Linked DNA regions of Homo sapiens: regions 2, 3, 4, 5 and 6 are each linked to region 1. A link is an interaction called in ENCODE POLR2A ChIA-PET data of the cell type or tissue named here. Cell type or tissue: MCF 10A. All regions are shown on one strand.

Region 1 (4,000 bases):
ATTCTTATAAAGTCATTTCTTATCAAGCTAAGTCTCCCCATGTGGTCACTTATTCAACAAATATTAACGGAGCACCTACTACATCAGACACCATGCTAAGTGCCAGATACACAAAGGTGAGCAAAACAAGATCGAATGCTGCCCTCATGGAGATTCTAAGTCCGGACTAGCTGCTTTACATACCTTTTCTCATTTAATAGATCCATCTTACAGATGAGAAAACTGACGCTAGGAGAGGTCAGGGAAGTCACCCAGGGTCGCACATTAATTAAGTGGGGAGCCTGGACTCACACCCGCTTCTGTGGCACCCTGAAGGTGAGGCTCTCAGCCACCAAGTTGCTGACAAAGAGAGAGGAGCGAGGTCCAGTCCCTGTTCTGAGGAAGCTGGAGCCTAGTTAGGACAGGGACAATAAAGAAAGTATTGGGGTGCAAAAAAGAAAGTACTGGGGTGCTCACAGAGAGGGAGCGGCTCACGAGACAGAGACAGCAAACCTCAGCTGGGGTAGATTCTGGACATCTTCCCCAAAAAAGGCCATGAAAGTGGGAGGGAAATAAGGCCCAAAAAAGCAGGTAAAAACGAGGCTGGTGCTAGGTTGTCTCCCAAAAATTCACGGCCACCTGGAATCTTAGAATGTGATTTTATTTGGAAATAGGGTCTTTGCAGACATAGTTAGTTAAGATGAGGTTATACTCATCTTAAGCTCACCTAATCCAATGACTGATGCCCTTATTTATAAAAAGAGAAAATAGCGACACACACATACACACACACTCACGGAGAATGCCACGTGACAATGGAGACAGGGATTGCAGTGATGTTGCTACAAGCCAAGAAACACCCAGGATCGCCAGCAGCCACCAGGAGCCAGGAGAGAGGCACGGAGCAGTTTCTCCCTCAGAACCCCTGGACGGAACCAACCTTGCCAATACCTTGATTTCAAATTTCCAGAACTGCAAGAGCAGACATTTCTGTTGCTTTGAGTCATCCGGTATGTAGTACTTTGTTTCAGCAGCCCTAGAAAGCTAAGACAAGGCAAGGTCCAGGCAGGCTGTGCACATTGTGTTAAGGAGTTTGTACTCCACCCTGCAGGTGTGGGGCAGATTGTAAGCAGCAGAATGGGATACATTCCAGAGCGCATTTTGTAACCGGAGCTTATATCCTTCAAATCTATGGTCTCCAGTCCTAGAGCTGTTAGTGTCCTCCAGGGCTTCATTGTCCACTGTCCATGCTTTCCCTGCCCACATTCTTCTTGCTGGGCTCATCCGCACTGACAGACTTGAAATTCCATGAGACCCCCCCCAGGCCTTGCCACAGAGCCCGCTTGCAGAGAACCTAGCTCCCAACTTGGTGCCAGGCATGTATGGGGCACTCCGTGGGTGCCTCTCCGGCCACTCACCACTCTGCCTGACCCCACCCCACCTGCAAGAGGGAACATGCTGTGCCTGGGAGTCTTGAGTACTAGACTCAAGTACTAGAATCTGTTTGCAGATGGTGCCCGACTCCAGCCAGGACATTCTTCTGAGCAGATGCCTCTAACTGTAGTTCCCATGGGTTTCTCAAGCTCAACATGTCAAAAGGTAATCTCAGCTCAACATCTTTCACCTTATTTCTCTTGGGTTCCTCCTCATCTTTGTCAATGGTGCCACCAAGCATCCAGTAACATGCTAAAAGCTGGGGGTCACCGTAGACTCCCCTGCACACCTCCACATCCAGGGAACTACAAAATTATCTCTCCATTCTAGTCCTACTTTTTCACTCCATAGCACAATTCTAATCATTTCCTCTCTGGATTCTTGCTGTGGCCACGTGATGCATTTTCATTCCTCTAAGACTCCCCCTTTTCTCCCCTACCCCCACCCCAATCCAGCCGTCTTGAATGTGAAGCCAATGCTGACTCCAAGAAGCACGGCTTTCAGAAAAGCTACCTCCAGCCCACTGCACCCAGCCTGAGGGCCTCTGGTGATTCACAGGCCTTAACCCTGTCAGGAGCCCCACCCAACCTCATTTCCTTATCCTCTCACCCCAGCAGGATACTCTCCTCCTGCCTCTTGATCCTACCGTCTAACCGCTCTCTGTGCCGATTCCTGCTTCCTATCAGAGCTAAGCAAGTGCAGAATCCAAGGCCCTAAGGAGCTAATACCTCAGGGCTGCTGCTTTCTCTTACTAGGAAACTCTCACTTTGGGTTTTCTTTGTGTTCATCAAAAGAGAACAGTTCTCATTTGCAGGACTAAGAGAATTCCTCTTGCCTAAGGGTGGGACAGGGAGATTGAAGGGTCACTAAAAGTTTTACATATTTAGTCAAAGCTAATATACCCACCCCCAGGCTACAGTCAGCAGATAGGTCAGTTTCTCAGGGGGCTGGATAGGGTTCAAAGTTGCAGACCAGTGTAACAGCAACCACCACTTACAGCTGTGCTCCAGAACTCTGGGTATTATTTAATCTTCACGGTAACCCTACCAAACTAGGTGCTGTTATCACTGCCACTTTATAGACAGAAAAGTGAGGCATTAAGGGTTAAGTACTCTGACTCAAAGTCTTACAATTGGGAAGGGAAAAGGCAGCAGTTAAGGACCATCCCAGCTGTGTTCCAGTGAGGTCACTTACAAGGAAGGGAGGGAATTTGGTTCACACAGCCTTAAGATGCGAGGCCCCAGCACACAAGGTTATACTGATGTGTGCTCAGGGATGGAGACAGAATTTGAATCTCCTCCTGTGGGACTCTCTAGGCCTCCATTTCCTTATCTGAAAAACAAGAATGATTAGCCCCACCCAGAAGAGTTATTGGGAGGATTTAAATTAGATGATGTACGTTCAATTACAAAGCAAAATGCCTGGCACACAGAAGGTGCTGCTTCAAACTGAAAATAGACGGGTCTGGTGCGGTGGCTCACACCTGTAATCCCAGCATTTTGGGAGGCCGAGGTAGGCAGATCACCCGAGGTCAGGAGTTCAAGACTAGCCTGGCCAACATGATGAAACCTTGTCTCTCAAACAAATACAAAAATTAGCCAGGCATGGTGATGCACATCTGTAGTCCCAGCTACTTGGGAGGCTGAGGTGGGAGGACTGCTTGAGCCTGGGAGGTGGCAGTTGCAGTGAGTTGCGATCACACCATTGCATTCTATCCTGGGCGATAGAGCCAGACCTTGTCTCAAAAAAAAAAAAATTAAAAAAATTAAAAAAAATAAAAAAAAAATAGGGAAGGGGCAGAAGATCAAGACAGAGAGAAGCAGGCAGGGGGAAGCAACTACCTGCCCCTGTGGAGTACAGGGAAAGTGTTACTGACCCACCATGCAACAAAGCCCATGACACAGAAGCACCGTCATTTCCAAGGGGCAAGAATCCTTTGTGATCACAAAAATAACAAGAGCAGCAGCTAGTGTGTATGGAAGACCTGGAAAGTTCCAAGCACTTTCCAGATACAACTCAGTTAGTCCTCCTCATATCCCTAGGAGGTAAGTTAGTCATCCTCATTTTACAGAGGGAGAAACTGAGGCTCAGAAAAGTTGGCTGACTTGGTCACAGTTATGGAGGCTGGCAGCTGTAAAGCTGGGACCTGGCCCCAGGTGACTAACTCCAGGTCCCACATCCTATCAACTGCTTCCCGAAAATCAGTCAGACCCCCTTCCTGGTTCCTGACCTTCCTCTTCCCTCTTCATCTCAGAATCTTCTTGCCCTTCACCCTCTTCTCTTCTGCCCCTCTCCTCACTCCACGGAAGAAGATGAACTCTGGCCAGTGCCGATGACTCCTCTTGTTGAAAGGGCATTGGTACAGAGGAAGGACCACAGGCAGAGCAGGCAGAGGCCTCTGTCCTGGACCCAAGTCAGCCCAGAAAGGAGCTCACATCCCAGTCCCTGCACACCCCAGTTCCCTCAGCTCACAGGTTGCAATCGGGCTCCAATGAGTTAACAGACCTGGGTATGTCCAGTATATCCTAGACGACTGCTCAAATCTACCTAATGTCTTCTGGAACCTTCCTCAACAAATGCTGCCTCT
Region 2 (4,000 bases), 130 kb after region 1:
CATCTCAAAAAAAAAAAAATACCACTGCACTGGAGAGAGTCATGTTAATGCACAGGGTTATTATTTTGTTAACACATAGCTAAAAATAGGAACGTGCCCAGTAGGGATTTTACCAGATAAAACAGTCCCACCAATCGAGAAACATCTAGTGAGTACCCATAAAGTGTCCTGCCATCTTGCCAGGATTAAGAGGCTTTTCTGGATGCCGAAACTTTAGTGCTAAAAGTGGGAAAGTCCTGGGCAAACCAGGATGCATTGATCACCCTAGTGGTCAGGTCTCCCTTTTAAACTCTAAAATGCTGATTCTAGGGTTCTATACATAGGAGAGAACCCTATACATAGGAGAGGTTTGTGTTTATGAGGTGTTTCCAGTCTAATAGTAGAAACATTGCTTATGAAATGAGGGAATGTGTCCACACTGAATTGTTCTATGAGGACTCATGTTGCAATAGGCTCACCAAAGGGGAAGGTTGGTTTGAACCAATGACCTTAATGGAGGTGCCTGAACTAGACTCAAGCAACAGAAGGATTTGTATGAGATGGAATTCAAGATGGGGGATGAGCGGGAGGTAGGAATCAGAGTGCTGTTGCAAGGAAGAGATGGTTTAGCACTCAGTCTCTCACCTGGCACTATCTCTAGTGTTGAACATAGGTTCAATCGAGTGAAATGCAGTTGGTAACACAGAATTGGGACACGTGTGGAACAACTGTCTAGGGTCCCACATTCTGAAATTCACAAGAGTGAACAATTAGAAATGGGGAAAACCATCTAAGAGACCCTCTCCTAAAACACTAAATAAAATAACGTGAAAGTTGTACAGCCAATATGTTTATCTTTTTCTCTTGGTTGCCAGAGTTTTAGAGCTAAATTTAGTGCCCAGGACAATCTCAAGAACTAGTTCCCATTTACTCCTTCCACTTCCTTTAATCAGGCATTGTTCTTTCATATCCTGAAATATCTTAGTTTGCATTGCTTTTAAAAAAATTACTGCCCAAAAGATACATTATGGAAAAATTAGCAAATAAAGGCAAATGTAAAGATGAAAGTTAAAATTTCTGAGATTCCACTTAAATATAACCACTGTTAAATATTTTAGTGTTCCTTCCCACATACACGTATCTGCCAACTTTTGCTTTCTGGATATCATACTGAATATGTTTTCTAACTTGCTTTTTTAACTTAATACTTCATGAAGATTTTTCCATTTCAATAAAATCTTCTATATCAGCACTCTTAGCTGTTGCATATTATTTCATTTCATGGCTGCATAATAATTTATTTGACTAGTCTCCTATAAGAATAGGGGTTTTTCTAGGTCCAGTTTTGTTCTGAATTGTGCAGTTGTCTGATCATTTCCTTGAGTAAAGTCCAAGAACTATAAGCCTTAGGTGAAAGTCTATTTAGAGGTTAAGAGTGAGGTTCTAGGGGACCGATTGCCTAGGCTCAAATGCTTTATTTTCCAGCTCTGTAGCCATGGGTATCTTCTTTTATCCTTCCAGCCCTTGTTTGGTTTTGTTGTTGTTGTTGTGTTGTTTTGTTTTGTTGAGACAGGGTGTGGATCCGTCACCAAGGCTGGAGTGCACTGGCACGATCATGGCTCACTGCAGCCTTGACCTCCTGGGCTGACCTCCTGGGCTCAAGCGATCCTCCTACCTCAGCCTCCTGAGTAGCTGGGACTACAGGCATGCACAACCATGCCAGCTAAATTTTTGTATTCTTTGTAGAGACAGGGGTCTCTCTATGTTGGCCAGGCTGGTCTCAAACTCCTGGCCTCAAGCAGTCCTCTCACCTTGGCCTCGCAAAGTGCTGGGATTACAGTCATGAGCTACCACGCCTGGCTGCTGTCCTTGTTTTTCATCTGAAAATACAGGCAATTGTGCCTGCTGCATAGGATTTTTGTGAGGAATTAAATAAGATAATGTTCGTGAAGCACTTAGCACAGTATCCAACCTAGAGTGAGCGCTCAATAAATATTTTCTGTAATTACGTTGCTTTCTCCAGAAGGATTATATCAATTTTCATTCCTAGGGGCAAAGTCAGGTCCTTTGGGGGAGCTTATAGGATTTAACTCACATAAAAATTAAAAAGTAGTAATACATGCTGGTCTTTTGTCCACTAAGATGACAGTGCCAACTTACCTCCACTGGAGGCAATTTCTCCAAGGACACAGGCTTGTCCTTCCACAAATGTTTTATCCAGTCCCCCTAGTGGCCAACAGGATGAACTTCCAAGATTAGTTCTCTAACCCTGTTAGAAAACTAACATTGTTCTTTCAGGGTTAATTCACAAAAGGGAAATAAAGTAACCTCAATTTTTTTTTTGAAAGAACATTTATAATGACCCAAGTAATATCCTTCAAAATCTTCACAGACTACTGCTTTCTAAATGTTGCTAGCTTTGTTTTCCAGATACCTACAGTTTGCTCCCAGGGAAGGATTACAAATCTGGCTAAAGCAGTGATTCACTCTTTTTCAGGATACTGAGACTCAATCTTGCCTGAGCCTCAGTAACCTGAAAAACAGAGATTCTCCAGAGATTCTGATTTAACTGGACAGTAGTGTGCCTGAGGATCAGATTTTTAAAAGCTCCCCAGGAGATGCTAGTGGTCAGCTGAGGCTGAGAACCACTAGGCTAAAGAAAATGGTCATCAGCTGGGCTCAGTGGCTCACACCTGTAATCCCAGCACTTTGGGGGATCGAGGCAGGTGGATCGCCTGAGACCAGCCTGGGCAACATGGCAAAACCGTCTCTACAAAAAATGCAAAAATTAGGCAGTCTCATTAACCCGCCTCAAAAAAAAAAAAGTTAAAAAGTTAAATAAAATTTAGGCCGGGCGTGGTGGCTCACGCCTGTAATCCCAACACTTTGAGAGGCCGAGGAGGGCGGATCACGAGGTCAGGAGATTGAGACCATCCTGGCTAACACGGTGAAACCCCGTCTCTACTAAAAATATATATTTTTAAAAAATTAGCCAGGCGTGGGGGCGGGCGTCTGTAGTCCCAGCTACTCGGGAGGCTGAGGCAGGAGAATGGCGTGAACCCGGGAGGTGGAGCTTGCAGTGAGCCGAGATCGCGCCACTGCACTCCAGCCTGGGCAACAGAGCGAGACTCCGTCTCAAAAAAAAAAAAGTAAAATAAAAGTTAAAGGAAAGAAAATGGGCAGGGATATGTCCTCAAATTCATTTTAACCTGTTTTCCATCCAATCCTCAATCAGACAGGCTTGGGAGAAGTTACTTCCTCTCTCACCTCTTTCTCTGCTCTTAGGAGGGGTCCAAAAAAAAATGAACAACCAGCGTAAGTAATCCCCATGTGTCTGCTACTCTAGTTGCCACTGACCATCTAGAAATAAAGTATGAACCACAAATGTGAGCTACAGATGAAATTTTAAATTTTCTAGTAGTCAAATTTAAAAAGATAAAGAGACGAGTGAAATACATTTTAACAATATATTTAATTTAACCCAAATATATCCAAAACAATATGTTTCAATGTGTATTTAATATGAAGCATTATGAACTATTTTATGTTTCTTTTTTATAGTAAGTCTTTTTGATATCTGGTGTGTATTTTACACTCACAGTTCATAAGGATCCATGAAACACCTATTATAGGCCAGGTGCAGTGGCTCACACTTATAATCCCAGCACTTTGGGAGGCCAAGGCGGGCAGATAATTTGAGGTTAGGAGATCGAGACCAGCCTAGCCAACATGGTGAAACCCCATCTCTACTAAAAATACAAAAATTAGTTGGGCATGGTGGTGAGCGCTTGTAGTCCCAGTTACTCAGGAGGGGGAGGCAGGAGAATCACTTGAACCCGACAGAGGCAGAGGTTGCAATGAGCCAAGATTGAGTCAATGCACTCCAGCCTGGACGACAGAGACTCTGTCTCAAAAAAAAAAAAAAAGGAAGAAACACCTATTACACTGCTGGGTAATTAGTACACTCTCAGCAATGCTCAGTTCCTTCTTTCTCAAGTGGAGGAGATGTACCAGGTCAGGG
Region 3 (4,000 bases), 65 kb before region 1:
CTGGTCAGGGAAGGACAATGGGTAGGGGCCAGAAGACCCCTCTCAGAGTGGGGCTGGACCAGCTGTGTGCAGCCCGAGGGCCAGGGAGCAGGAACTGTAATACCCTTCATCTTCTTCAACAGCTGAAGCATCTTTTTCCACTTGGTCTTTTACTCTTGGAAAAGCCAGGCTCAAGTTCTAATACCGCTCCTGATCCTCAAGGAGGTTAGCTGGAGCAGGTCTGAGGCCCCTGCGGTTTTTCTCTGGGTTCAGGAACAATCTGCTCTGCTCCTATTTATTGAGTCCCCGCCTGCAGATGAGCAGGTGTGATCCCCATCCTCAAGGCCCACCAAGTCTACTGGGAGAGGCAGCCACGCTCAAACCACTATCCGGAGGCAAAATGAGCCACAGACAGGCACGCGTAATGTGAGAGCTCAGTGGAGGGGAAGTGATATCAACAGTGGGCATCAAGATGGCTTCAAGGAGACATGGCCTCTGAGCAGAGCCTTGAAGGACACACAGCCTTCTAATGGGGAAGCAGGGGAGGAGCTTAAGCAGGAGGGATAGCATAAGCAAAGGCATGGAGGTGGGAAAGCCGCAGATCAATGGTTCTCAACCTTGGCATATGAAAACCTCCCGATGAGCTTTCACAGGCTGATGCCCAGGCCCCATCAACCAGAGATTCTGAGGCAACTGATCTAGGATAAGGTCCAAACATTGATATTTATTAAAAGATCCCCAGGGTTGAGGGTTGAGACCCTTGCTACCTGGACCAGCAACAGCAGCAGCAGCACCTAGGTGCATGTTAGGGATGCGGAGTCTCAGGCCCTACCCTGGACCTCCTGAAACAGAGTCTGGATTTTAACAAGAGCCCCCAGGTGATTGTGGGCACGTGAAGGTCTAGGAAGTCCTGCTCCAGAGGAGTTACATTGAAATCAGCTGGCTTACATTTTTCTGATCAAAGGCACCTGGCTCACTGCTGTGAGGAAGTGGCAGGACCCAAAACAATACCAAACGACCAAAAGCAGCACTAGCCACGTGTCAGAGCTGGCCTCTGCTGGGCACCATGGGGAAAGGAGGGTCACCATATGGCTCAGGCACAGGAGAGAGGGAAGGAAGAAACTTGGGGGTAGGGAAATGGGCAACCGGTCTTCTGAACAAGACTGGGATTCTTCTGAGGCAGAGAGAAGAAAAGGAGACCTGGGTCACGGGACGTGGGTAGGGGGATGCACGCCCGCACACACGCATGTGCACAGAGGTATGAAATTCAAAATGGTGCTAAAGAAGTGTCAGGCTCTAAGAACTACTGCCAGAAAGTGAGTACTAAATTAAATGCATATGCTCATTAGAATGGAATTTTTAAAGAAATTAACAAGCACTCTCCTGTTCACCTCTGGAAAGCAGCAGTGTTACTTCTGAGAATTATGAGCTGGAAACCAGATCAAAGGTAGACTCACGTGGTGCTCCCTCTGCCACCTCCCTTCCTCACACACCATTCCTAGGAGTCCTTCAGGATTTATGACGGCTCTCCCTGCACCCAGCCTGCCATCCTGCATCCAGATCTTGGTAGTAATCAACCATGTGGCTAGAATGGGACCTACCAGAGGTCCTTCCGCACCATAATACCAGGGTTCCCACATGGGACTCTCTGCACTGCCCACACTCAGGAACTTCTCAGGAACGTGAGCTTTTTGTGGTGGTGACTCAATGTATATTTGTTTATCTTTATATTTTTTTCACAATTGGTCTGTGCCAGACAGTTGGCTGACTAACCCACCAGTAATCCCTAACCTCTCCTGCCCACCTCCACTAGAGAGGCTGGAAAAGCTAAATCATCTTTTTCCCAGCCTTTCTTGCAACTAGGGGTGAACACATGCTACTGCCAGGACTGACGAAAGCAGCAGCACTCGGCCGAAAAGCCAAAACACGAAGAAGGGCAAAGCGGAAAGACTGAAAACTCTTATCTATCCTTGAGGTCACTGCTGAACTGCAGGTCAATACCAGATAACCACTGCCTCTATCCAAACTTCTGGTTTATGAGAAAATGTGTTTCTCCATCACCATTCCTTTGTTTTTCTGCTACTTACAGCCAAAAGCATGCCTATGGTCTTTCCTGTCCTCCACGTCTCTCCTTCCATCTGCTTCACCTCCTTGCCTATTTACTGTTTCCATCAGTTTTTGTACCACCCTCTGCTCCTTTTTTCCTTCATCTTTTCCTATTCATCTCCTCCGTCCCCAACTCACAATATAATAGCAGGGTCGGAAAACCAACCCACTTTTGAAACATCAAGTCTTAATGTCCAATCAGTCCTCAGGCAGCAACTACTTCTGAACCCAGGAAACTCAATAGCTACGAATTGTACCCAAAGCTGCAAAAAACAATAAGCAAATTCTATTATGTTGTTTCTTTACTTCTTGGATTACTTTTCTGAGCTAATAAAAGCACATAAGGATATTTCACAAGTGTGTTTATGTTTCTATTTAACAAACCTTGAATTTCATAGCAGGTATCAAGCCTCAGCCAAACCCATGCAGACTGACAGATCAACAAAGACAACAGGCCCTGAACAAGTAGCTCTCCTGAGAACAGATGTGTAAACAGAAACACAATGTATGAATTAGCCCAGTGCTCTTTCCCAGGTAGACTGAGAGAATCTGGACACTACCTGTGGCTGAGCCCTGGAGCCACCAGAATTTAATCAGATACGTGATTAAGAAAAGTCTATTTTAATGCTGAATAAGATTTCTATCTTTCAGTTTACTACTTAATACATATTCAAACCAACATGTTTTCTGCGACCATCAACATGTCTTGACCTCTTTTAGGGTATGAAGTGCTCAAAGGCAAGAACTGTGTCCAAATGGCACCACGTCTTTCCACCCTGCACCCACCCCAGGGCTAAGTCTTGTCCTATCCTCAAAACAACAGCAATCAAGTCAAAATCAGAAATTGCATAGCAGTTGCCAGTCACAACCAAACAACCATTTCTTACCTGTACCTGCTACAGAAATTACTCATATTTTCAGGGCTCCCTCATTTCAAGAATGATTCACATTTTTTTTGTGACTCAGACACACCACCCCATTACTGCTCTAGCTCATAAGGAGTGTGGAGTGACAGCTTTAAGGGATGTGTTAAGTACCCCCAAGACTACCTTGGAGGGAGGGCAGGCAGAGAGAGGGATGAGGGTTCACCAGGCCCATTCACAGACGGTTGAGGGTTCTTTCTGGTGGCAATGTGCAATTTGTCAAAACATGAATATTGCTGCCATGTTCAACGTCTACTTATCAGCCCATAGATTAATCTATTTATTCTTTTAAAAGTAGCATTTTCCCCCCGTATTAGCTTTGTTTCTTCTTCACACACCACATAAGAAGCTTCAGAAAGGTCACCTTTCCTGAGTGATAAATATGGGCAAAAAAGAAAACTCCTCAATTTATTTTATTTATTTATTTTGAGACAGAGTCTTGCTCTGTCACTCAGGCTGGAGTGCAGTGGTGCAATCATAACTCACTGCAACTTTGAACTCCTAGGCTCAAGCGATCCTCCCACCTCAGCCTCCTGAGTAGCTGCGACTACAGACGTGTGCCACCGCACCCAGCGGCAAAAAAGAAAACTCTTCTCAGATCGCAGTAAATTAACATTCTCAGAGGATTCTTCTGAAATGATCAATTTCTTTCTAGAACTTTCTCTGATGGAGGAAGTTTCTCCTTCCTCCATAACACCCCTAGCTGATTGGATTTTAAGGGGTGATCTTCATGCCTATGGGTGCTGGGAAATTGTTTAGAACTAGTTACTCCAAGGACCCTGCCAGTTCTAAGGGGCCAAGGGCCCATCATTTCTTCCTGGGTTCCAAAACAGTCCCCCGTGTACAGTGGAGAACACAGCCTGGATTCCCCCCACATCCTTCCAGATTTGGGTGCAGGGTTTTCATGACCTCAAATCACTTACCAGCGGAGCAAGGAGTGGAAGAAACAAGAGGACTGACAGACAGAAAGCTCTAGGTTTGAACCCCGCTCT
Region 4 (4,000 bases), 110 kb before region 1:
CCAGAGACATCAAGGAAAGGCCATAGTTCGTTCAGTAGAATTGTTCACTGACAGCAGGAAACAGAATGCAAACATGCACATGACTGGCTCATCCTTGCAGGAAGTCCGAGAGAGAGAGGCCTACAAGTCTACACTGGTCAGTGCAATTCAAGGGGTGCAAAAGAGGGAATTGGTGTGGCCACGGGTCAGGCTGAGTTCTCTAATTTGGTGTTACTGGTAACGAAGGTGGTTTTCTACTTTCTGGGATATGGCTCTCAAGCAGTTCAAGACCCCCGAAGAGGAAATGAGACGCAATTATTTAGTGGCAATCTAAAGCTTAATTGTATCCAGTAGAATATCACTTTACCTGGTATCACCACCTAAAAAAGTTAGAAGGGGTGGGCCCTGTTAGCTGGAGTCATTTCAGTTCCTCTATGATACCAGATAAAGTGATATTCTACTTCGTTTTCTGTTTCAAGAGGGTACCCAGCTCTCCAATTCCAGAAAATTGGTAGTAACTCTGTCCGTATATACCATTTCCTTACTTTTAGTTACAGCCTTTCCTGCTTAAATGACATCCCCCTTTAAGGAACTGGGGACACACTGCCTGGAAGGGCTGTCCCAGGAAATCGGGTCTGGAGTGGCCTCTGTGGCCACATGTGCCACCTGATCTGATGGGCACATGGGCCTTCCCTGGTGGAAGCTCCTGACTCCCTCAGAGCTCATGCCAGCCTCACAGACGTGGAAAAAGAAAAAACGAGGCCAATCTAACCCTGACAGTTTGTGGGGGACACTCTCATACCCATTATTTCTCTGTGAGGCAGGCCCAGCAGGAGGTTTTATTTCCACCTTGAGATAAGCTATGGAAGCTCCGAGGGAGGAAGAGAGAGTTCCAAAGGATCACACATCCTGGTAGAAGCCAACTCAAGGGAGATGAGAACCAAAGGCGCCCGGTCCCAGGCCAAAGAGCCTCCAAAGACCACAAACCACTGCTACTAGAACGAGGCCAGAGCCTCCACATGGCTTGAGTGTTGTCCAAAAATACAAACAAGAAGACATCACTGAAGTGCAAAGAAACAAACTCCTATTTGTTTCTATTTCATCCATAAAAATGTCACAGCTTTCTCTGAATAGCTCTCATGTTGTCCTCCTTTTTCTCTCCACTCTTGGCCTCCTGGACCTGAACCAAGTCTCTCCCTCTCCTCTTAGTTCCGTGAACACAGATTATCTCCCTCTTCACGGGACAGTCACAGGAAATCTAAACATTTTCAGATGGGGTTCTTTTAAGCCCACTTCCCCTGTCCTCCACCCACCCCCCACCCTGTTGCTGTGTATTCAGGAAATGCAAACCCAATATAAAGATAACCCGGACCAAACAGAAAGAGAGATGTGCCCTGTGACCTGGTTGGGCAAATGACTTCCCCTCCTTGCACCTCAGACTCACCTTCTGCAGAATAAAGTTGGACCTGAGGAGCTCCAAGCCTCTGTTGGACGAATCCCCTGAGACCCTGCCTGGCCTGTCCCAGGACACTGAACAATCTTGGGCCAGGATATCAGGATATTGAGATACTAGGGTTTCCCACCAATGACACCTGATCCCTAAGGATCTGAGCCCTTTGGGGAAACAATGCTAGAAGTCAGGATGTCTGGATTGCAGTCTCAGTTCTGCCATCTTTTGGAAAAGAGAAGAGAGTGAGTAGGGGTAGGAATTAGGGGTAAGAAGTAGGGGTAGCTCTAGCTATAATGTAATTTTTTTTTTTTTTTTTTTGAGACGGAGTCTCGCTCTGTCTCCTGGGCTGGAGTGCAGTGGTGCAATCTCAGCTCACTGCAACCTCCGCTTCCTGGGTTCAAGCAATTCTGCCTCAGCTTCCTGAGTAGCTGGGATTACAGGCGTGCGCCACCACGCCCGGCTAATTTTTTTTTGTATTTTAGTAGAGACAGGGTTTCACCATATTGGCCAGGCTGGTCTCGAACTCCCGGTCTCATGATCCGCTCGCCTCAGCCTCCCAAAGTGCTAGGATTACAGGCATGAGCCACCGCGCCCGGCCTTAATGTTGCAATTAAAAAAAATAGAATAATGGCTATGACTGGTATAATAATATAATGAAATGTTTTTAGAAAGGTTCCACCAATGGTGAGAAGGAGCCAACGGCCAATCTCCAGGGCAGCACGTGAAGATTTGATGTAGAGCATATTTCCACCACTTTTATGTGGCTCTTTAAGCACAGGAGCTCTTGGCCTGGGGCACCTCCTGTCTCTATACCCGCAATAACCCTGGCACCCCAAACTCCTCAGATAATGTGTCCCCTGACTTCCTGGTCCTGAAAAGGGTCTCCGTCTGCATCTAGGACAATCCATTGTTGCAATGTACAGAGCTAGCTGACAAACAGAACCCAACCTGAGGTGTCATCTGATGAAGAATGTTTAATCTACCAGGTAAGCTCTCCATGGGCAAGGTCAGTTGGATGGCATTAGTAATCAACCTTGGCTCACGGCTCTGAGTAACCAGAATACAGAAGGGGCAGGAAGGATGAATCATGATCAGGACAGAGGCTGTTAATAGACTTTGAGGTTTGCTGGTGGGAACAAGGGGTGGGGTGGGGCTGGGCATTTAACTCCATGCAAACAGGCTTGGCCACTCGGCTGGGCTGGAAATGTCCAATCATCTTGGGAGACTGGGATAACAAAGAAGCCCCCTCCCTAACTCTAACAATGTCCCTGCTTAGTCCCCCTAGAAACCTTCACCCTTCTAAATATTTGAGCAATGCCTGGAAAAAGATAAGAGGTGAACTTCAAATAATTTTTTGGTGCTCCCAAGAGGCTGAACTTTTAAAGTTGCCAATCCCTGTTTTACAGAAGTGAGGTGGTAGCCCAGATGAGCTGAAGCATTAGTCAGAGAGACAGAAGCCATGTGGAAACCCATTCAAGACCTCCATGTTCATCAGCTATGAGTGGTCAAACACACTTGGGAAATCTGGTGTCAAATGTTAGCCGCAGGACTTCTGAGGGCTTTTGATAATGGGAGATGGTGCTCCAAGAGGGACCACAAAGGCCATCTGTGGGGCTTTCTAAACCCCAGTTCCTACCACTTCTACACCCAGGATGCATGAGGCTCCTTCTCCAGCAGCCTCACCTTGGCTGCCCCATAAGACCAGCTCAAATCATCATCCAGCCTCATCCAGGAAGCCCTCCCTGACCATTGAAGGGCATCGTGTTTTTCCCTCTTGGATATCCACTCTGAGTACCTAACAATCTTATGAAGATGTTTTAGACTTTATGCATTTTTTTTGGTTACAAAGTCCTCTTGTGATGAATAGACTTTAATTTTAGAGTAGTTTTAGATTCACAGCAACTTTATGCATTCTTTTATAGTACTTGCCCACTATACAAAGCCCAGAGTCACTATAAATAGCAGGCTTTGAAAAAAAGACTTGTTGCCTGATAGATATCAAATCAGGAAACGACACATGTCTAGGTGTAATATAAAGCCATTTATTACAAGAGGGCGTGAAAAGTGAAGTCTCATGCCAGCTATAAGAATAGAGCTAAAGGACATTCACGACCCTTCTCCCCCAGCCCCATCACTGCTGAAAATGTGTCCTCAGAGCAGTAATGCCATCCCTTGATCTGGGGGCCCTGCAAGGGAAACCTCCACAGTGAGTCCACGCAGCCCCAGCCCCACCACGGCACCAGGACACAGGGCACAGCTCAGCGGGAGGGCCAAGATATGGAGTGTGGAGGTCTAGGCCCCATTTTCAGAACCCCTGGTTTACATCTTCCACAAACACTGGCCAGACCAGTGCGTTCTATCTTCCCTCAGATTATTTTTAAAAACACCCCAGTTCAAAGAACATCATAAAGAGGCTGGGATTCCCACATTTACATTAGATTTCTGCCTCCATTTTAATCTCATTTTATAAACTGGCTTTGTCAATTTAAAAGCATCACCAACAAGAACACTGGCCTTGAAGTGGTCTGTTCTCAGTCATAGTTATATGAACCACCACTGACCAAGCACTGA
Region 5 (4,000 bases), 140 kb after region 1:
TAACAGACAATCATTCAGTGCCTTCTAAATGCCAGACTCATTTAACCCCCATTAACACTCTATGAGACAGATACTATTATTATGCCCATTTTACAGATGAAGAAACTAAGATCCAGAGAGATTAGTTAACTCTTCCAAGGTCACTCAGCTAGCAATTGGAGGAACCAGGATTTGAACATACATAAATATTTGTGTATATTCATGAATAGTTTATGGAAAGACATACCCAAGCCGGGCATAGTGGCTCACGCCTGTAATCCCAGAACTTTGGGAGGCCGAGGCAGGTGGATCACCTGAGGTCAGGAGTTCGAGACCAGCCTGGCCAACATGGTGAAACCCTGTCTCTACTAAAAATATAAAATTAGCTGGGCATGGTTGCGCATGCCTGTAATCCCAGCTACTCGGGAGGCTGAGGTAGGAGAATCGCTTGAACCCAGGAGGCAGAGGTTGCAGTGAGCCGAGATCGCACCATTGCACTTCAGCATGGGCAACAAGAGTGAAACTCCATCTCAAAAACAAAACAAAAAAAGGAAAGACACACCCCAAACTCTTAATGGTGATTATCTCTCTACAATGGTACCGAAGGTCTAAGGTCTTTTAAATTGTTTGAATTCTCTTTTTACAGTTAGGGTTGCCAGATAAAATACAGGATGCCCACTTAAATTTGAATTTCAGAAAAAGAACAAATTGATTTTTAGTATAAGTACATCCCATGCAATACTTGGAACACACTTAAATAAAAAATTATTTGTTATGTCTCTTAAACCCAAATTTCACTGGGTGCCCTCTATTCGTATTTTCTAAATCTGACAACCCTACTTTTAGCTAGCCTTCATTTGGCGAGGCCAGCAATTCCCTTCAAAGTGAAATATCCATTCTCCGGCAATGTGCCATAATCTGATAAAGCAGGATTTTAATAGGTGGCCTAATTCAGATACTGAAGTTATTCTGTACAACGATGACAAATTAATTAGGGGTAATTCAGAAACAACTGTGCTTGAAGCTCTGTCTTCCCTTGATTTTTTTGACTGAAAGGGATGTGCCATCAATCATGAGAAAATTCAGGCGCCCTCCAAGATGCAGTTTGGCTCTGCCTCTGCCCGCTAGAGGAATTCACCCTGGACCAGATAGAGGCTTTTGTTTTTCAAGCCCCCTACCACTAAAAAGCAGGCATAGATATTAATGGGCATCTTGGATCCACATCTGGGTATTAGATTATTAGAAGGGCATCAGAATTTGCATGCGGTCCGAACCAGCCACTGCCTCCGAAGCCTTGCAGACCACAGTGCCTGCTGCCCTTCCTCTGGGTCCATATCACCAATCAGAATATGAAGTGTGTCTCCTTAACTGCTGATGACCGGAGCCTTCTGGGAATTCCTGAGGGAGGGGAAGGACTTAGCCTGTGGCTTCTAGTCCTGAGGATGCTCCCTTTGAATGTCAGTTACCAGCTGCTTATGGAAGCTAAGACAAGGGACATCAAGTACTTCGGGGTCCCAAGCTGTATAACAGGAATCGGTCACGTTCAAACAAAAGCTAGCTCCAGTGCTGAAGAGGAACTCCAGAGATCGAAAAGCTCAGCCCCACGGAGGTTGGTCCCTCCTCCGGCACTGCGGAGGCCAGCCTGGGCAAGGGCGCCCCCTGCAGGCTCCCGGCATCGGTGCCGGAGAAGCACGGTGGACTCTGAGCTGCCGCCGGTTTTGTGGGTGGCTTTGCCTCCCTCACTTCTAAAACCTCCAGCGGTGGCGGTCCCCTTATACCCTGCCTGGGGGGGATACTTGGAGAGGAGAATGAGGGGCTTCTTCCCAGTGGGCAGAACCAAAGGCAGTACCGATGACTTGAAGCTGGGCTCTAGAGAGCAAACAAGACTTTCCTGTATTCAAATTCGCAGGCAGTGATTTATGTTTAGGCCACTGGCTTGGCTGCCGGCTGTGGATTCCATTGACTGGCGGACAAAATTAAGCTCCTGGTTCCTCACGTGGATGCCATCAGATCCCTAGTGAAGAATCCCGTGGAACAAAGCTGTAGATGTTCTGATAAGATGAGAGAGGCAGACAAGTGGTCACATGACCAGAGAGACCGTGGAGGAGTGGATGCTGCCTTGGCCTGGGGGAGGACCCAACGTATTTAGCAGTCCACGCACGTGCTACTCACAGCAGCCCTGTGAGCTTATCCTTTCCCTACCCTTTTCTGTGCCTGGAGGCACCGGCCTAAAGGTAGGTTATATTTCACTGCTGCCCTCTCATCAGAGCCAAAACTATGTTGTCACAATTAATGCTGAATTCGGTAAAAGCCACCACTAAGGAGATGTACAGAAAAACAGCATTCCTGATTTCTTAGCATCTGATTTGTCAAGAATGGGTTTATAATCTGAATATAAAATGGCCCTTCCTACTTGCCCATCTCCTAAGCAGCAAGTAAAGGAGGGTGGAGGCATTGACTCCTCACTTTATAGCTGAGGATTTTCACTGACTCAGGAACATGCATGAGGAAGCCTACTGTTCTATCACAAGCCATTTACTCTCCTAATTGCTTCCAACATATAACTCCATGGTGACAGACCAAAGAGTGAGTAACAATAATGGGGACAGGTAAGAGTCCCATCAATAAATTGCCAAAACCCCAAGTACATCTGGTGATGCTACCTATGAAGGGATCTGATAAATACAAATAAGGAATTTTGAACTTTGCTTTGATAAATACAAGTGAAGGATTGGGACAAAGAGTGGGAAAACAAGGGAAAACTAACAAGTAAACAAATGAGTCTAAACTAACAAGTAAACATATGAGTCTAAAATGAAATTTCCCTCTACCTTTTAGGTTCTACATGATGATGGTGACCAATCTGATGAAAATCCACTAAGTAAACTGGGACAGGAACTTATAATTTCACAATTCACCAGAAAGATGAAAGTAAAAATGAAAACTCTTTTTAACTAAATGGTAGATAAATTATGAACAAACTATCCGGGAATCAAATCATAAAGGGGAAGAGGAGGGAGGCCGGGGAAGTACTGAATATGACCATAAACACAAATTTACTACATCAGTTAAGAGATCTTTGATTGAATTTATTTTTTCCAGATCAGAGCAGTTTTTTGTTTGTTTGTTTTGAGACGAAGTCTTGCTCTGTCACCCAGGCTGGAGTGCAGTGGCATGATCTCAGCTCACTGCAATCTCCATCTCCTGGGCTCAAGCTATTCTCCTGCCTCAGCCTCCCGAGTAGCTGGGATTACAGGTACGCACCACCCCACACATCTAATTTTTGTGCGTGTGTGTATTTTCCATAGAGACGTGGTTTCACCATGTTGGCCAGGCTGGTCTTGAACTCCTGACCTCAAGTGATCCACCTGCCTCAGCTTCCCAAAGTGCTAGGATTACAGGCATGAGCCATTGTGCCCAGCCTGATCCTGTTTCTTTTTGTAATGGCGCCTCCTAGTCAAGGATCAGCCCTCAATAAGCATGGGGTTATTCCCTCCAATAGGGAGCAGCACAAGCTACAACTCTAAGAGACTCCTCATGTAGCACTTGTGGACAGACTGAACCCAAAAGGAGCAGACTGGAATGTGTGTAGAGAATAGCCACACTCAATTAATGCTAATTAACACTCAGTTATTTGCAGACCATATAGGTGTGTAAACTCAACTATGGAAGAGTACAACTATTAGCCATTGGCAAAAGCAATTGATGGAAACAAATGCCAACAAAAATTGGTGAGTAAAAATCCTAAATGACTGGGCCAGGTGCGGTGGCTCGCGCCTGTAATCCCAGCACTTTGGGAGGCTGAGGCAGGTGGATCACAAGGTCAGGAGATCGAGACAAACCTGGCTAACACGGTGAAACCCCATCTCTACTAAAAAAATATACAAAAAATTAGCCAGGTGTGGTGGCGGGCGCCTGTAGTCCCAGCTACTCGGGAGGCTGAGGCAGGAGAATGGCGTGAACCTGGGAAGCAGAGCTTGCAGTGAGCCAAGATTGTGCCACTGCACTCCAGCCTGGGCGA
Region 6 (4,000 bases), 130 kb before region 1:
TTTGGTTGTCACTGTCACTGCCATCTTTCCTCTGGGCTGGCTGTAGTTCTTTACCAGGGACTTTAACATCGTCTCCCCCCTGTGACTACCATATGCCACTTCTCTCTCTTCCTAGCTGTCATGGAGCAGTATGGAAACTAAGGACATGGGGAGAGAAGTGGGAGCTGCAGGAGTCTAGGGTAAATTCCTGGAGGAGGCAGCCATGGTCTGAGTGGGCCTTGCTGATATATTCCTGGACACATTTGTTTCATACTACCTTCCCTAAGTATCCAACAGCAGGGTTCTGCCTGCTCCACCTCCAGGGCCCTGGCTGGGATGACCTCTCCTTCCTGTGTGGCTTGAGTCTCATATTGTGGCTCCCACCCTGTGAGGCCTGGGGTTGCCAGTTGCCCTTTTCTGCTTCTCCTTGTGACATTCTTTGGGGTCTTTTTGAAGCCTCATCCTCCCTCAGATTGTGAGCTTAAAGATACAGGTTTGTCCCGCAGCAGTCCTGACATGGCTAGGATTGTAGGGAGATTAGGAACATGGGCTTTGGCTCTGTGAATATGGGGTAGTTAGAAGAGCATTGGAAAAAGCTGAGAGTGGTGGCTCATGCCTCTAATCCCAGCACTTTGGGAGGCCAAGGCCCACAGATCACTTGAACCCAAGAATTTAAGATAACTCTAGGCAACATAGTGAGACCCCATTTCTACAAACAATTAGCTGGGTGTAGTGGCGTGCGCCTGTAGTCCCAGCTACTTGGGAGGCTGAGATGGGAGAATCACCTGAGCCTAGGAAGTTGAGGCTGCAGTGAGTGGTGATTATACCACTGCATGCTAGCCCTATCTCAAAATAAATAAATAAATAAATAAGAAGAAGAAAGAAGGAAGAAGGAAGAAGAAGGAAGAAGGAAGAAGGAAGAAGGAAGAAGGAAGAAGAAGAAGAAGAAGAAGAAGAAGAAGAAGAAGAAGAAGAAGAAGAAGAAGAAGAAGAAGAAGAAGACTGCAATAGAAGACAGGAGCCCTGGGCTTTGGTTCTACTGACTCCATGTGACCCTGGGCAAGTCATTTGCCCTCTCTGGACTTCAGTCATGGCTTTCTCTACATCCAGATAATTGAAGCGAAGTTTTTCTAGAGAGAGAGGCTGAATAAAATCCATACAATCTCTGCCTCATCTTAACCTGACTTGTAGAGACAAAATTCAGGGTTCTGGATCCAGTTGGTATTGACTGCATAGATCTGACGACTGTTTAGGGGGCAAATGCACGCAGTGTAGAGACCAATGTGGTCTCCACCTCTCCTTTTATGACACACAGAAGCTAGGGAGGGGAGGCGATGTTAAATTGATGTAACTGATGTGGCTGAGCACTTCCTGTATGACAAACTGCTCTGGGAGACTAGAATGGAACAAACTCCAACATAGTTACCTGGGATTAACAAACTTCACATCGGTACTGATAAAGTCAGCTACAGCCTATGGTTCCAAGGAGAAAGTAGCAGATGCAAATACAGAGATCCTGTGGGAAACTTACAACCACACTTACCGCACCTTTCAGCCTAAAGGGAAAGGTGCAACAGGCTCTGAGTGGGGCATGCCAGGGATGAGGACCACTCCAGCTTGCCTGGCTCCCCAGGAAGCTTCCTCCCAACCCACAGTTGATACCATCCCCCATCACCTGGTGGCGGTGAGGTTGACAGATGATCCAGCTGAAAGGTCTGCAGAAAGAAGATGGGACACAGGAGCATCAAAACAATCCACACGTGATTCCCTGAGTGACCCAAATGCTTTCATGATCACATGTGTCCCCTAAGGAGGAGCTGCTAAGAGAATTTCAGAATCAATCATCAATCAGATTGAAGACCTGCTTTGTGCCAGGAGAGATGAGAGGTCATGAGGGCCCCTGGCCTCATGAGGTTTACAGTCACATTAACTGAGGCCTCATAGCTCAGACCAGCATCTGTGTCCTGTCATCCTTTACAGTCTTTTATACCAACTCGCACTGAGGACCTTCTATGCCAGGGCTGCTAGGGGACAAAACTGTGTCTTTAAGATTGCAATCTGGGGAGGAGGAGGCTTCCAAAGGACCCCAAGGAATGTCACAAGGGGAAGGCAGAGAAGAACAACTGGTGACCCCAGGCCTCACAGGGTGGGAGCCACAATATAGGGCTTGGGCCTCACAGAAGGATGAGGTCACTCCAGCCAGGGCCCAGGAGGTGCAGTAGGCAGACCCTTGCTGTGGGGGACTCCGGGAAGGTCTCTGCAGGGCACCTGGCTGGAGGGGGTCTGGGCCCAGGGCCCACAGGAAGGATCCTCCACTCCTGCCCCCAAGAACTTGGGGCGTGGGGCCTTCTGAATCAGCACCTGGGACTTCAGCCAAACAAAGGATCCCTGGCCCTGCAGCTGTCCTGGGCAGGGCAGGGCAGGGCTGGGAGAATGGGAGGAGATTTCCCTCCGGCTGCTCTGATGAGGCCCCAGCGAAAGTGGGAATAAAGATAGAGGGGAAGTGGGCTGGCAGGGAGATCTGACCCCCTTGGCCCCACCTACAGCCTCAGAGTGAATTATTAATAGAAGAAAGCACAAGTCAAGCACCTGCAGGCTCTGTTGCTATCACTCAAGCTCCACACCTAGCGTCATGGGGCCAAGCGGCCAGAACAGCCTCCGGCAGGTGGGCAGCACAGACCAACTTCCTCTGCAAGGGACGACAGGGAGGGTGGTGGCTGGCGCTGTCACCACATCCTGGCCATGCACATTGAGATGGCACCAGACCCACAGACTCTCCAGGCCTGTGTGTGTGTGAGCTATACTCCCGAGCAGATCAGCTGTGTGACTTTGGTGTGTGGCCTTCCAAGACATCAAGCTGTATAAAAAACCAAAGGGTCACCCAGGGCCCCAGAGAAGAAGCGATCATCTTAAGGGACAACCACTCCCCTTTTTTTCTGGAAAACAGCTCACACAGTAACAAAGTCAGTGATGTACAAAGTCAGTATGTAAAATAACCGTGCAATAGTGTTCTTGTGTTTGGGTTGTCGTGGGTCCCCTCTGGGTCTCCTGCCTGCGTTTCAGACAAAAAGCCTGTGTAGAAGCCCAGGGTATCCCAGGTTATGACGTCGGTGCCACGGGGAGCATTCTGTAAATACCGGCGGCGACACCGAGCTACATACTGGGCAATGCCACGGTCCCAAGCTTTTCGCTTTTAAGATAAGGGGGCTCGGACAAGCCACAGTCCCTTTTGCTCAGACTTCTAAGGTCTTTTGGGGAATTCTGGGAGTCAACAAACAAACCCGAGGGGACCTCTGGCAACTAGGGCTGGAGGCCTTCCAGCAGGACTTCCTGAGTCGCTCCCTCCTCCAGGCCTCCGAGGATCCGGTTCTGGCCTCCTTCTAGAAGCCCTGGGGGATGGTGAGCCTCACTCAGGTACCCATCTCCCAGCAAGTTCGTGCTCTGAGGGAGGGCAGGGGGAGCCCTGGCTCGCTTGCTCACTTGCTCGTCTCCGGGACTCAGCTCATGCCTCCCCTGACAGTGTGAGTGAGTGCTCAGGAGGCACTGACCCAGGGCAGCCAGGAAGAAGCCTCTATGCCCTGCAGCCCTCGGGGTTCAGCCCAGCCACTTGGCCGTGCCTGACGACATCTCCCCTGTTCTTCATGGTGCTATGGGAGGCCAGCCTTCCCAGGCAGATGAGTGAGGCTCCTCATTCAAGGGTCCAGGGGGAGCCTCACCCTCATGGCACCCTGTGTAGGCTCTCGGGGCCCTTAGGAGGCTGCTGAGGGCGGGGAAAGGAAGGAGTGAGGGAGGAGGCCTGGAAGCCAATTAGGAAGATGTCCTTGAGAGGCAAGTCCATGGGAGCTGCAGAGAAAGTCTGTCAGGAGGACCTGGTTCCAAACTTGTTCCAAATCACAGCATGCCACGATGAAGAAAAACAGTATGTTTTAATTCATAAATGCTTCTAAGAATTCAGTGTTATGGAATAAAGTTGGAAGTGAAATTCCCCCTCACCTGAGATTCCCACTGTCTGGTGCTTTGT

The links. Peaks named below come from ENCODE experiments on the same cell type or tissue, not always from the same donor. Only the 100,000 strongest peaks of a DNase experiment are listed, where the experiment ranks them.
Region 2: POLR2A ChIA-PET joins it to region 1 with 15 read pairs; 6 of 35 experiments call an interaction of 5 or more read pairs at or near these places.
Region 3: POLR2A ChIA-PET joins it to region 1 with 38 read pairs; 4 of 35 experiments call an interaction of 5 or more read pairs at or near these places.
Region 4: POLR2A ChIA-PET joins it to region 1 with 11 read pairs; 7 of 35 experiments call an interaction of 5 or more read pairs at or near these places.
Region 5: POLR2A ChIA-PET joins it to region 1 with 34 read pairs; 6 of 35 experiments call an interaction of 5 or more read pairs at or near these places.
Region 6: POLR2A ChIA-PET joins it to region 1 with 29 read pairs; 9 of 35 experiments call an interaction of 5 or more read pairs at or near these places.

The regions. Positions count from the first base shown.
Region 1 is chr6:42,402,639-42,406,638 of GRCh38, forward strand. All of the region lies in intron 2 of TRERF1 (transcriptional regulating factor 1), which reads right to left. Among named protein-coding and RNA genes, the nearest start is that of TRERF1, 47 kb to the right of the region's middle. In MCF 10A, a CTCF peak has its summit at 871; DNase peaks (open chromatin) are centred at 1,063 and 1,983.
Region 2 is chr6:42,530,049-42,534,048 of GRCh38, forward strand. No RefSeq gene overlaps it. Among named protein-coding and RNA genes, the nearest start is that of UBR2, 32 kb to the right of the region's middle. In MCF 10A, a CTCF peak has its summit at 2,195 (motif pointing left); a DNase peak (open chromatin) is centred at 2,183.
Region 3 is chr6:42,337,183-42,341,182 of GRCh38, forward strand. The region is part of intron 3 of TRERF1 (transcriptional regulating factor 1); the gene reads right to left. Among named protein-coding and RNA genes, the nearest start is that of TRERF1, 110 kb to the right of the region's middle. In MCF 10A, no CTCF peak of the experiment used is centred here; a DNase peak (open chromatin) is centred at 1,709.
Region 4 is chr6:42,292,453-42,296,452 of GRCh38, forward strand. The region is part of intron 4 of TRERF1 (transcriptional regulating factor 1); the gene reads right to left. Among named protein-coding and RNA genes, the nearest start is that of MRPS10, 77 kb to the left of the region's middle. In MCF 10A, no CTCF peak of the experiment used is centred here; a DNase peak (open chromatin) is centred at 2,489.
Region 5 is chr6:42,546,127-42,550,126 of GRCh38, forward strand. LOC124901317 (a long non-coding RNA gene) reads left to right here and starts at 899. Exons shown (of 2, transcript XR_007059578.1): 1 at 899-2,213; 2 at 2,818-3,046. RefSeq lists an enhancer at 1,767-1,946. In MCF 10A, a CTCF peak has its summit at 1,636 (motif pointing left); a DNase peak (open chromatin) is centred at 1,585.
Region 6 is chr6:42,276,996-42,280,995 of GRCh38, forward strand. The region is part of intron 4 of TRERF1 (transcriptional regulating factor 1); the gene reads right to left. Among named protein-coding and RNA genes, the nearest start is that of MRPS10, 61 kb to the left of the region's middle. RefSeq lists an enhancer at 2,432-2,944. In MCF 10A, no CTCF peak of the experiment used is centred here; DNase peaks (open chromatin) are centred at 2,386 and 3,396.